Linked DNA regions of Homo sapiens: region 2 is linked to region 1. A link is a loop called in an ENCODE intact Hi-C map of the cell type or tissue named here. Cell type or tissue: gastrocnemius medialis. All regions are shown on one strand. Each heading gives the region's core, and the rest is flanking DNA. Links, peaks and the distances in the headings are about the cores only. Region 1 holds the start of NELFE (negative elongation factor complex member E). Region 2 holds the start of PRRC2A (proline rich coiled-coil 2A).

What was found. Peaks named below come from ENCODE experiments on the same cell type or tissue, not always from the same donor. Only the 100,000 strongest peaks of a DNase experiment are listed, where the experiment ranks them.
Region 2: it touches region 1 in a loop (11-fold over the local background); 4 of 110 quality-filtered maps call a loop at or near these places.

Annotation. Positions count from the first base shown.
Region 1 is chr6:31,956,548-31,961,666 of GRCh38, forward strand. It overlaps NELFE (negative elongation factor complex member E), which reads right to left and starts at 2,424. Exons shown (of 11, transcript NM_002904.6): 1 at 2,345-2,424; 2 at 1,825-1,907; 3 at 394-463; 4 at 146-291. The coding sequence starts at 1,899. SKIC2 (SKI2 subunit of superkiller complex) reads left to right here and starts at 2,628. Exons shown (of 28, transcript NM_006929.5): 1 at 2,628-2,667; 2 at 2,750-2,853; 3 at 3,463-3,572; 4 at 3,673-3,790; 5 at 3,885-3,999; 6 at 4,119-4,193; 7 at 4,494-4,547; 8 at 4,649-4,839; 9 at 5,000-5,119. The coding sequence starts at 2,646. It overlaps MIR1236 (microRNA 1236), which reads right to left and starts at 393; the gene lies at 292-393. In gastrocnemius medialis, for the core only: no CTCF peak of the experiment used is centred there; a DNase peak (open chromatin) is centred at 2,554; H3K4me3 peaks cover 1,780 bases; H3K27ac peaks cover 1,577 bases.
Region 2 is chr6:31,618,118-31,623,637 of GRCh38, forward strand. PRRC2A (proline rich coiled-coil 2A) reads left to right here and starts at 2,598. Exons shown (of 31, transcript NM_004638.4): 1 at 2,598-2,741; 2 at 4,573-4,784. The coding sequence starts at 4,673. SNORA38 (small nucleolar RNA, H/ACA box 38) reads left to right here and starts at 4,962; the gene lies at 4,962-5,093. In gastrocnemius medialis, for the core only: no CTCF peak of the experiment used is centred there; DNase peaks (open chromatin) are centred at 1,974 and 2,424; H3K4me3 peaks cover 2,560 bases; H3K27ac peaks cover 3,725 bases.

The sequences.
Region 1 (5,119 bases), core at 120-5,119:
TAGTTTTTTCATTTTATACATGAGAGGTGAAACTCAGAATGGTACAGCAATTTGCCAGTGCTTGAGTATGCATATTTTTCCCCAAACCCATCTACATTCCAACTTGGAGGGATGCCCTTTAAACAATCTTTCTGCTTGTGCTCACCTTTAACTTCCCCTCAAGGGTTCGAGAACGCTTGAAGCCTGAGTTCTTGGTCTCAGCCTTGATGGCACTGATGGCTCCTGACTTCACCAGCTGCTTTGCCTGCTCTGTTGCTGTGGCTGTGTCCATGACAGGCTGCTCTGATAGTGCTGGAGAGACAAGGGGAAGAGGCATTATGTTGGCCAAGCCATGATGAAGGTCAGCTCCATGCTGCCCACTTCCAGTCCATCCCCATTTCCCCTGTCACTCACAGCGTTTGACACCACCTTGGCTGGTTGTGCTGCTGCTACTTTGCTTCTTCAGAGCCAGCAATGCCTTTTTCTGGGAACAAGGGTGAGAAGAGAGAGGTAAGTGAGGGCCAGCCCCTAGCCGGTTCCTCTCCTAAGGCCCCTGGGCACATCACTCCAGGGACCGTCTTTCTTGATGCCCTCAGAGTGGTACACTGATGTGCTCTGCCTCTTGCCTCTGGTCCCCTAGATCATGTATGATGCTGGAAATTCCTAATCTAACCAAACCACGGAACCCAGAGGTTTTCCAGAGTGTTACATTTTTGAAGTTGAAGACAAATAACTCAATCATGGACTAGAATCCTAGGATATAAGCTGCAAGTAAGTATAAGTTTATGTGCCTTTCCTGGAAGCTTCATCCATCTATTTCCTGCATATTGAATGAGGCCCAGCCATGACTTCGTAACAGGGATATCCAGGAGGCTAATGCATTGTTCCTACCCTCAAGAAGCTTACAGTCTGAGAAATAAAATACATTGAGTTAGCAATACAATTATAAGAGGTGCAGATTATTCATAGCTGAAAGCTAGTAAGATTTTCTGATGTTTAATGGCTATTAAACTAGGCCCTCTCCCGTATCTCTGCACAACACAGAGAGGAGAAGGGTATTTTAGAAAAAGAAAACAGGGTGGCAAAGATGCAGAGATAAGAAGGCTTTGGGAATGCATCTTTTGGAAGTAGTGAATAGTTCTACTTTACTAGACAAGGCTGCCAAACTAAGGTTTTGAGGCTTTTTTATAGACAATGTGAAGCCATTTATGGTTTTTGAGAAACAGAGGGAGCAGAATTTTGTGTTTTCAATGGATCATTTGAACAGGAGTGAAGAAGTCTGTTCAAAAAAAAAGACTGAGAAATTTGTTGAGAGACCATTACAATGGCCCACATGAATGTCAATAAAGCCCTGCTCGGGGGAATGCACAGTGAAGAATAAACAGGAAAAATTACTTCAAAAGAAGAAACAATAAGACTTGGCAAAGGTTTGACTATGCAAATAGTGGGGAAGTCAGAGTTTTGAGTCCAAACATGTGGCAGAATTGGTGTAGTCAATCTTATTTGGAAGATCAAGAATAGAAAGATGATAGCTTCAACACTGAGTATCTGAAGTTTTTCAGTATAACACTGGATAGAACTGGAAAAAACAAACTTGGGGATCATCAGCTCTTAAGCGGTACTAAAAGCCATGGGAAAGGAAGACAATCCATGGCAAATTGCATAGAAAAGACAGAAGGTCCACACCAAGGCTTGGGAAAGCCCACCTCTCGAAGCTACACTGTGAGGTGATATGTCTCTAGGTATGGGCCAGAAAAACTTCCCCATTCGCTCACACTCACCCCATATCTTCTCAGAGTGCAGAGTCTGTGAAAGGTTAGGCCATGTCCACACACAGTCCCTCACCTTTTTCTTGAGCTTGTTGAATTTCTTCTGCAGAGCCTCCTCTTCCTCGCTCAGTCCGGGGGGTATCACCAACATGGTGGCTCCTAGTTCAGGGGCAGGGCCCAAGACATCTTTCTCCACTGTTACCACCCGGGGTTCACACGCCGTCCACACTGTACCCAACCCCACCCCTTCAGGTCTGCCTACTCTTGTCTTTGGCTTTCCCTACCCCTTGCTTAAACCAGGCTGCTGTCCAAGCTCCCGCTGGTCGGGATCATCCAGCATTCCCTCCTGTCTCCAGGGATCACAGACACCAGCACCTTTAGGTACCATGTGGTTCAAGGAGGGACAAATATCCACTCCGTCGGAAAGACGATGGCACCCGACCCCCCTACCCTCGCTAGGGTAAGGACAACCGCGGGGTTTGAACGGCAGAGAAGGCGGTGGAGCCAGCGTAGCGCCCGCAGAGCAACGCAAAGAGGAAGAACAGAGAAACGGCTATGAGAAAAAGGGCCGAAGAGTGAGAAGCAGAGGGCCTTACCCGAGGGGGCGGCAACCGGGGGCCCCACGGTCTCCGGCCGCGCCCGCGCTGGCCGCTGATAGCGGGCTCACAACGATGACGTAGCGAGGAGCGGAAAACGCGGTAACCAAGGCGGCCCCAGGCGCGCACTTCCGCCCGGCCTTCCACCGGTCCAGGTCTGCCCCTCCGCAGCGATAGTTCACGCTCTCGGCGGGGCTGTACCGGAAGTTGCCTCTACTTCCGCCCGTTCCGGGGCGGGGCTTACTTCGCAGCGACTACTTGCCGCACTTCCGGGCTGCCAGGCAGCTGCTGTGGCTCCAGGATGATGGAGACAGAGCGACTTGGTGAGGGGGAGGGGAGGGAAATGGAACGGAGTAGCCGATATGGAATGAACTTTGACCCCTGACTTTTGACCTTTCCCCGTAGTGCTACCCCCTCCAGATCCCCTGGACCTACCCCTTCGGGCCGTGGAGCTCGGATGCACGGGGCACTGGGAGCTGCTGAACTTGCCTGGAGCTCCAGAGAGTAGCGTGAGTGACTTTTGACCCTAACCTTTGACCCGCATTGAGTCCAAACCTCCTTCACCCTCCTCACAGTAGGATCTAGCTTAACCTTGTTCATCTGTGCCTGTACTCCTGTCCATCCCAGCCTGAAGGGGTGCTGGACAGATTACAGCCCAGTGTACCTGCAGTACATGTGAGGACAGAGCAGAAAGGGCTGGGGATATTTTTGCTTTGAGAGCTGCTCTTTCAAATGTGGCATTTCTCCGTGGAGCTCCCTTCTGTATCCAAGCACCAGGGCACTTGGTGACTGAGATGATAGGCTTTGAGCCTCCAACCTTTCATCCTTAGGTCTGGGACCCCTTTTTCTAAAATCAGTGAGTCTCCAATTTCAGTGTGCTTCATGATTAGCCAGGGAGCTTTTTAAAAATGCACATTCCTAGGTCCAGCCTCCATGTTTCTGAAATCCAAAATCTGCCCCAGGTAATTCAGTAGCAGGTAGTTTTTGGCCAAGCCTGATTGTCCTAGTCTGTTTGACACATCTGCCATTTCTGATCTGAACACAAGTCCCATCATCTCTTTTGTCTGCATTTTATCCTCTTTCCTTACCTAATGCCTCTCATCTTGCCCTTGTTTCAGCTTCCCCATGGCCTCCCTCCTTGTGCCCCAGATCTGCAGCAAGAAGCAGAACAGTTGTTTCTGTCATCCCCAGCCTGGCTGCCTCTGCATGGTGTGGAGCACTCAGCCCGGTGAGGAGTCTGGAGGGGCTTAGACTAGGGTGATGGGTTCCTGAAGGAAGCTGGGACAGAGGAAGAAAGAAGACCCAAAAGTTACTATTTTTCTCTCCAGAAAATGGCAGAGGAAGACGGATCCCTGGTCTCTTTTGGCTGTCCTGGGAGCCCCAGTCCCATCCGACCTACAGGCCCAAAGACACCCAACCACAGGCCAGATACTGGGTTACAAAGAGGTAGGAGGTCAGGGGTCATGAGAAACAGTTGGGGAGAAGGGGAGGTGGTCAGAGACAAGCTCAGCCTCATTGGGGCTCTGATCTCTTGCCTTAGGTCTTGCTGGAGAACACAAATCTCTCGGCTACAACCTCCTTGTCTCTTCGCCGGCCTCCAGGGCCAGCCTCCCAGTCCTTATGGGGAAATCCAACTCAGTATCCCTTCTGGCCAGGTGACTCTTGTGGAGATGGGATGGTAGAAGAGGGTGTCTTTAATCTCCAGGGAAGGGTTCCCCACCTATCTCGTATTACCCTCATCCCATGAATCCCTGTCTGTCCTGTCTCTTCCCAGGGGGGATGGATGAACCCACCATAACAGATCTGAACACACGGGAGGAGGCTGAGGAGGAGATAGACTTTGAGAAAGGTAAGGTGGGGCTCTGAGTCTGAGCCTTGAGGAGGAAGAGCCCAGGCTATCACTGGGCTACTGCTAGCCCTCCCATGTTTTTGAGAAAATTAGAAAAAGATATTCTGTCCATAACAACCTTTACTGTCATCTGCTGGGAAATTTCTACAACAACCTTTACTGTCATCTGTTGGGAAAGTGTCATAGCAAACATCCCTATCTACAGCATCTGTCCTGTAAATGGTATCTTTTAGGTTTATATAATGTACACAATTTGTTCACCAGTGTGCAGTGACCTGATTTCATGTCCCTATCCTACAGATCTTCTTACTATTCCACCTGGTTTCAAGAAAGGCATGGACTTTGCACCAAAAGGTTAGTTTTAGTTTTTGAGTGGGGTGTAGGAGAAGTCATGTCCTTCTCCTAAGGAACAGAGATGGACATGACAAGGTTGACCTTGTTGGCTTGCTCCTCAGATTGTCCAACTCCAGCTCCTGGACTACTAAGCCTTAGCTGTATGTTGGAGCCTCTGGATTTGGGTGGGGGTGACGAGGATGAGAATGAGGCAGTGGGACAGCCAGGAGGTCCCAGAGGGGACACTGTTTCAGCCTCTCCCTGCAGTGCTCCCCTGGCCCGAGCAAGCAGCTTGGAAGACCTAGTGTTGAAGGTTGGTGGTTCTGTGTAGTGGAGGCAAGAAAGAGCCTTGCCACCAGGATGTGGGCTGGCTAGGATGGGTCTGAGGGGAAGAAAGGGACATCTTTTGGGAGGAGTGCTAATTGAGAGCCCTCTGGTTGTATCTTTATCACTGCTACCCCTGACTCTTCCAGGAAGCGTCCACAGCTGTATCCACCCCAGAGGCCCCAGAGCCTCCATCTCAGGAGCAGTGGGCCATCCCTGTGGACGCCACCTCCCCTGTTGGTGATTTCTATCGCCTCATTCCCCAGCCA
Region 2 (5,520 bases), core at 311-5,310, 340 kb before region 1:
AAAAAAAGACTGGAAGGAGAAACTCATTGGAGACAATGACTATGGACATCCCTTTTAAGAATTTTGCTGCAAAGGGTAACAAAACGGTATGTGTGGTAGCCGGCCGGGGAGAAGGGAGAAGAGAATCATTTTGGAAGTTTGAAAACAGAAGTCATCTTAAATCTTACTGAGCCTCTGACTAAAATTCTCATCTGATTTCCGCAAACTTTTCTGCCTTCACTTTTCATAATGAATAAGCCGCCTCCTTTATTTAGCCATATCAGCCTAGGCACAGGCCCCCAAACTCATGCCTCCACTAATCTGTTCTCTGCACCTGAGATGTACACCTTCTTCTGAAACTTGGGTAAGTTCTAACTCGTTCTTCATATCTATTTATTTATATATTTTTGACAGATATCTACTCCGATCATTCTTCATATCATTTTTTTTTTTTTTTCCTGAGATGGAGTCTCATGTTGGCCAGGCTGGTCTCCAACTCCTGACCTCAGGTGACCCACCCACCTTGGCCTCTCAAAGTGCTGGGATTACAGGCGTGAGCCACTGCTCCCGCTCCCGGCCCTTTTTTTCTTCTTTTTCTTTTTTTTTTTTTTTTGAGACGTAGTCTCACTCTGTCGCTAGGCTGGAGTGCAGTGGCGTGATCTCAGCTCACTGCAACCTCCGTCTCCCAGGTTCAAGCGATTCTCCTGCCTCAGCCTCCCAAGTAGCTGAGACTACAGGCACGCGCCACCAGTCCAGCTAATTTTTGTATTTTTAGTAGAGACGGGGTTTTGCCATGTTGGCCAGGATGGTCTCCATTTCTTGACCTTGTGATCTGCCCGCCTCAGCCTCCCAAAGTGCCAGGACTACAGGCATAAGCCACCACGCCCGGCCTCATATCTCTTAATAAGAGTTTTTCTAGAAACATTTCTCAATCACCCCAGGCATAATCATATTTTATTTCTCTACTTCTTTCTTTTTTTTTTTTTTTTGAGATAGAGTTTCGCTCTTGTTGCCCAGGCTGGAGTGCAATGGCACGATCTTGGCTCACCACAACCTCCGCCTCCCAGGTTCAAGCGATTCTCCCGACTCAGCCTCCCGAGTAGCTGGGATCATAGGCATGCGCCACCACGCCTGGGTAATTGTATTTTTAGTAGAGACGGGGTTTCTCCATGTTGGTCAGGCTGGTCTCGAACTCGTGACCTCAGGTGATCCGCCCGCCTGAGCCTCCCAAAGTGCTGGGATTACAGGCGTGAGCCACCGCGCCCATCCTTCTTTTTTTTTTTTTTTTTTTTTTTTTTTTGAGACGTAGTCTTGCTCTGTCACCCAGGCTGGAGTGCAACCTCCGCCTCCCTGGTTCAAGGAATTCTCTGCCTCAGCTTCCCGAGTAGTTGGGATTACAGGCGCCCGCCACCACGTAGGGCAAATTTTTGTATTTTTAGTAGAAATGGGGTTTCATCATGTTGGCCAGGCTGGTCTTGAACTCCTGATCTCGTGATCCACCTGCCTAGGCCTCCCAAAGTGCTGGGATTACAGGCGTGAGCCACCGCGCCAGGCCTTATTTCTCTACTTCTATAATATCCTGTGCATTATCTCCAGCGCCTTCAAATCATAGTCATTGAATGATCTGTTGAATGGGTATAACTCTGATGGGAGCAGAGAGTTCTAGAATCGGGTAGTAAGAGACAAAGGAGGGTAACAGTACTGCATTTCACAAAATGAAACCCATTGTTAAGAAATTACAAATTCCCAATAATTTCAAATATAAAAATTTATTCATGAAAATTATAGGTTATAAAATTAAATGTCCGTCTTAGTCGATGGTTGCCCATATTTTGATGAACGAGTCATTCCTAGCCTATCTTTGTTCAAATGATTTGCATACATTATGCAAATAGGTAGAACTGCCCGAAGAATGCCTACGCTGCGTGGTGCGGACGAAACGCTTCCCGGGGCCTTTGGATTGGTCTGTCTAGCCACCTCATTTGCATGACGTAATATAATAACTGGAAGGCCCCGCCCCTCTGGTGCATTTCCCCGCTCCAACCACCTCCTCAAACTCACGGCAAAGGGATGCGAGAGCTGGAACTCTTACCAGGCCTGCGGAAACTCAGCCCTCCGGCAGCTAATCCCGCCCGCCAGCCCCCGTCCTCTCTCTCTTTCTCCCTAGCTGAAGGCGCCACGGGCCGTGTGTCGTTGCCTTCCACTTTTGGCGTCCCAACGTCTCTCCGCTCCCATCTTTCTACTAACGTCCGACGCACGCTCCGCCTCTTTCTCCCACATTCGTCGTGTAAATTCTGCGTCCCAACCGCCCAGCCGACCTGCACCGCATTCCCGCCCCCTCAACACGGCTCAACGGCCGACGCTGGGGGCCCGCCTCCTTAGCCAATCGGGGTCCTAGTGCCCTTAAGTCCCTCCTCTTTATGCAAATAACCTCCGCATGCTCCGCGCGCCCGGCCCTTTTTTTTTTTTTTTTAAACTAAAGACAGCCCTGGAAGTAGAGGGTTAGGGTAGAAAGTGCCCCGCCCTTTATGCAAATTAAGGGGCGTGTCTAGGCGCGGAGGGAGGTGGGAGGTGGGAGGGGGTGCTCCCGGGGGCGGCGGTTGCCCGGATGGGCCGTTAGTCGGGGCTCAGCCGCGGAGTGAGCGAGGGAGACGGGAGGAGCCGAACCCGGCGCCATCCGCCGCCATCCTCCCCCGCCCCACCGCCATCCCGTCCCGGGGAGCCCCTAGGCCCGGGTCCCGGATCCCCGCGCACCCGGCCAGGTGAGTCTGGGTGAACCGTGCGCTGACGCCCTTTTCCGGCGCGGGAGAGGTGGTGGCGGTGGCGGTGGCGGCGGCGGCGGCGGTGGTGGGCCGGGGGGAGGAGAAGCTGCCATTAGCCGCCGCCATTTTGTCCTCCTGCTGCCGGGCCTGCTTGCCCCTCCCCCTCCGGTACCTCTACTCCGGGACCCGCACCTCCGGCAGTTCATTCAGGATCCGTAGTCTGCCCCTAACCACCCACCGTCTTGGCTTCAGGGGGTGACCCCTGCGCCTGGGTCCGTAACTCCCTACCCTCCGCTGCGCTCCTGGCTTTTCACCCCCATTTGTGGGCCCCCTCCCCGGCTGCCGCCCCGTGGTGGTGGGCCGCGCCCGACGGTTCTCTCGGAAGGGCGCTTTTCCTCCATATTGGACCCCCTCCTATCATCCAGCGCTGTGTTCCCCCCTCTGGACGCCCCTCTTCGTGTCGAGCCACTCCCACTCTAGAATCCTGCTTTTATCCCAGCATCTTTGCTTTCTATGTTGCTCAGTCGCCCTATGTCTGCTTTTTCATTTTTCCTGTTCCTCGTCTCCTTTCTCCCCCAACCCCGTTTTTCTTCTTGGGCCTCTGCCCCCTTACTTCGTTGTCTACATCCTTTTTTTTTTTGCCATTCCTGTTTCCATATATTTTCCACCTGCTTTCGTATTCATTATTTTCTGTTAGTTTTGGTCTATTCGCTACATGACTCTTGTATTCGTTTTCCCTTCATATATTTATCTTCACAGATTGGCCTCCTCAAACACCTACGAAGCAACATCCATCTTATCTCTAGCTTGTCATAAAGTTCTTTCTCCCCAATTTTAGCTTTCATTCTGGGCCTGTCTGGATTTCCCTGCTTTCTTCCCCACTATTTCTCATCTCTTTACACTGTTCCCGTCCATAAACGAATGCCTGGTCACTCTGGAATGGACTGAGAGACCTGTCGTCCGGCTTGCTTAGGGAGCTGGAGGTATCGAGTAAAGAAACACTGGTGATGGACATTTTTAATGAGGATAGGAAAACGAAGATGGCTCTGGCCTTGGCCCTCTGTTTTCTGGCCCATGGTTACAGGGTGCTAAGGTGGCTCCATAATGCTTTTTCTCAGTTCTTCATATGGTAAAACAGTATTTCATCTGGAGGCGATTTTTTCCAGGAGCCAATACAGGAGCAAGTTTAGGAAAAGATGGGATATTTCAAATACTTGAGGTTCCTATAGCCTGGGAGTATGTACAGCCCTAGTTGTTCTATGAGGATTTCTCTGGTACCAACCCCCATTCCGGCTGAGCAAGCTCATAAAATCCTTAAACTCCCAGCATACCTTCCTGCAAACCTTCCCAGATGGACACGAGGCTGCTGGGCTGGGAGCCTGGGGTACAGGGCCCTGGGGGCATGATTAGGGAGCTTGTGTCCAATAAACAGGGAATCTAAAGTGTTGTTTCTTCTTCTCTGATGGAATTGTATGCTTCTTTTTTAGTTTTCTCTTGCTTGAATTTGTCCTGTTGTAAGTCTCTGAAACGATTTTGGTGGAGAGAGAAGAGATTATTACTTGTAGGGAATTACTCTTTGTAGACAGGCACAAAGGGCAGAGTGTTTATACTAGGAGGATGCTGGATTTTTACTTAGATTTCCTTGACAAAGGTGTCTGGGGGAAAGGAGGGAACATGGCATTTGAGCTATGAGGGAGCTAAGTAGATCATGGTTGCTTGAGAAGAGTGGGCAGTTTACATAGACTGGAGGAAAAGACACCAGAGGGCCTCATATCTGAGTCCCTAATGATAATGCAATGGAGTTTTTAAGTTTCTGTTATGGTCTGTACAGGGGACAGAGACTGAGACACTTGCTGTCTGGCCCACAGGCTCTGGCACGTTTTGGGGGAGGTGCCTGCAGGACCCAACATACTCAATGAGCTTCCAGCGCAATGTCCGATCGCTCGGGGCCGACTGCCAAGGGAAAGGATGGAAAGAAGTATTCCTCGCTCAACCTGTTTGATACGTATAAGGGCAAGTCCTTAGAGATCCAGAAACCCGCTGGTGAGAGTCCTGCAAAGATGCTTCTGATGGTTGAAAGCTAGGCATGCATGGGGCATACGTTTTAGAGCTCTTTAAAGGGAAGTGGCTGTAGTAGAAATACCAAAAGACTAGAGGAGATTTCCCAACTTTACACTGGGTCCTTTAAAGGGGGTGTGGGCTCTGGGTGAACACCAGTTATCCTCCTACAAAGGCGTGTCTGTGGTTCCCTGTCTTTGGACACGTAAGAATTGGAGGAAAATAAATGTGGATTTGGGAAACTTTGAGGCCAGCTTGCTTCTTGCAGGCTCATGATCAACCAATCTCACATAAAAGTATTGAATGTTACATATCTCAGCCTTCTTGATAGGGATTTCATAGATTTTTTTTTTTTTTTTTTTTTTTTTGAGACCAAGTTTAGCTCCTGTTGCCCAGGCTGGAGTGCAATGGTGTGATCTTGACTTACCACAACCTCCACCTCCTGGGTTTAAGCGATTATCCTGCCTCAGCCTCCTGAGTAGCTGGGATTACAGGCATGCGCCACCACACCCGGCTAATTTTGTGTTTTTAGTAGAGACAGGGTTTCTCCATTTTGGTCAAGCTGGTCTTGAACTCCTGACCTCAGGTGATCCGCCTGCCTCGGCCTGCCAAAGTGCTGGGATTGCAAAGTGTGAGCCACCACAATCAGCGCGATTTCAGAGATTATTAAGGGCAGGGGAAGGAATCCCTTCTAAGAGAAGTTTGGAGGAAGTAGGTAATA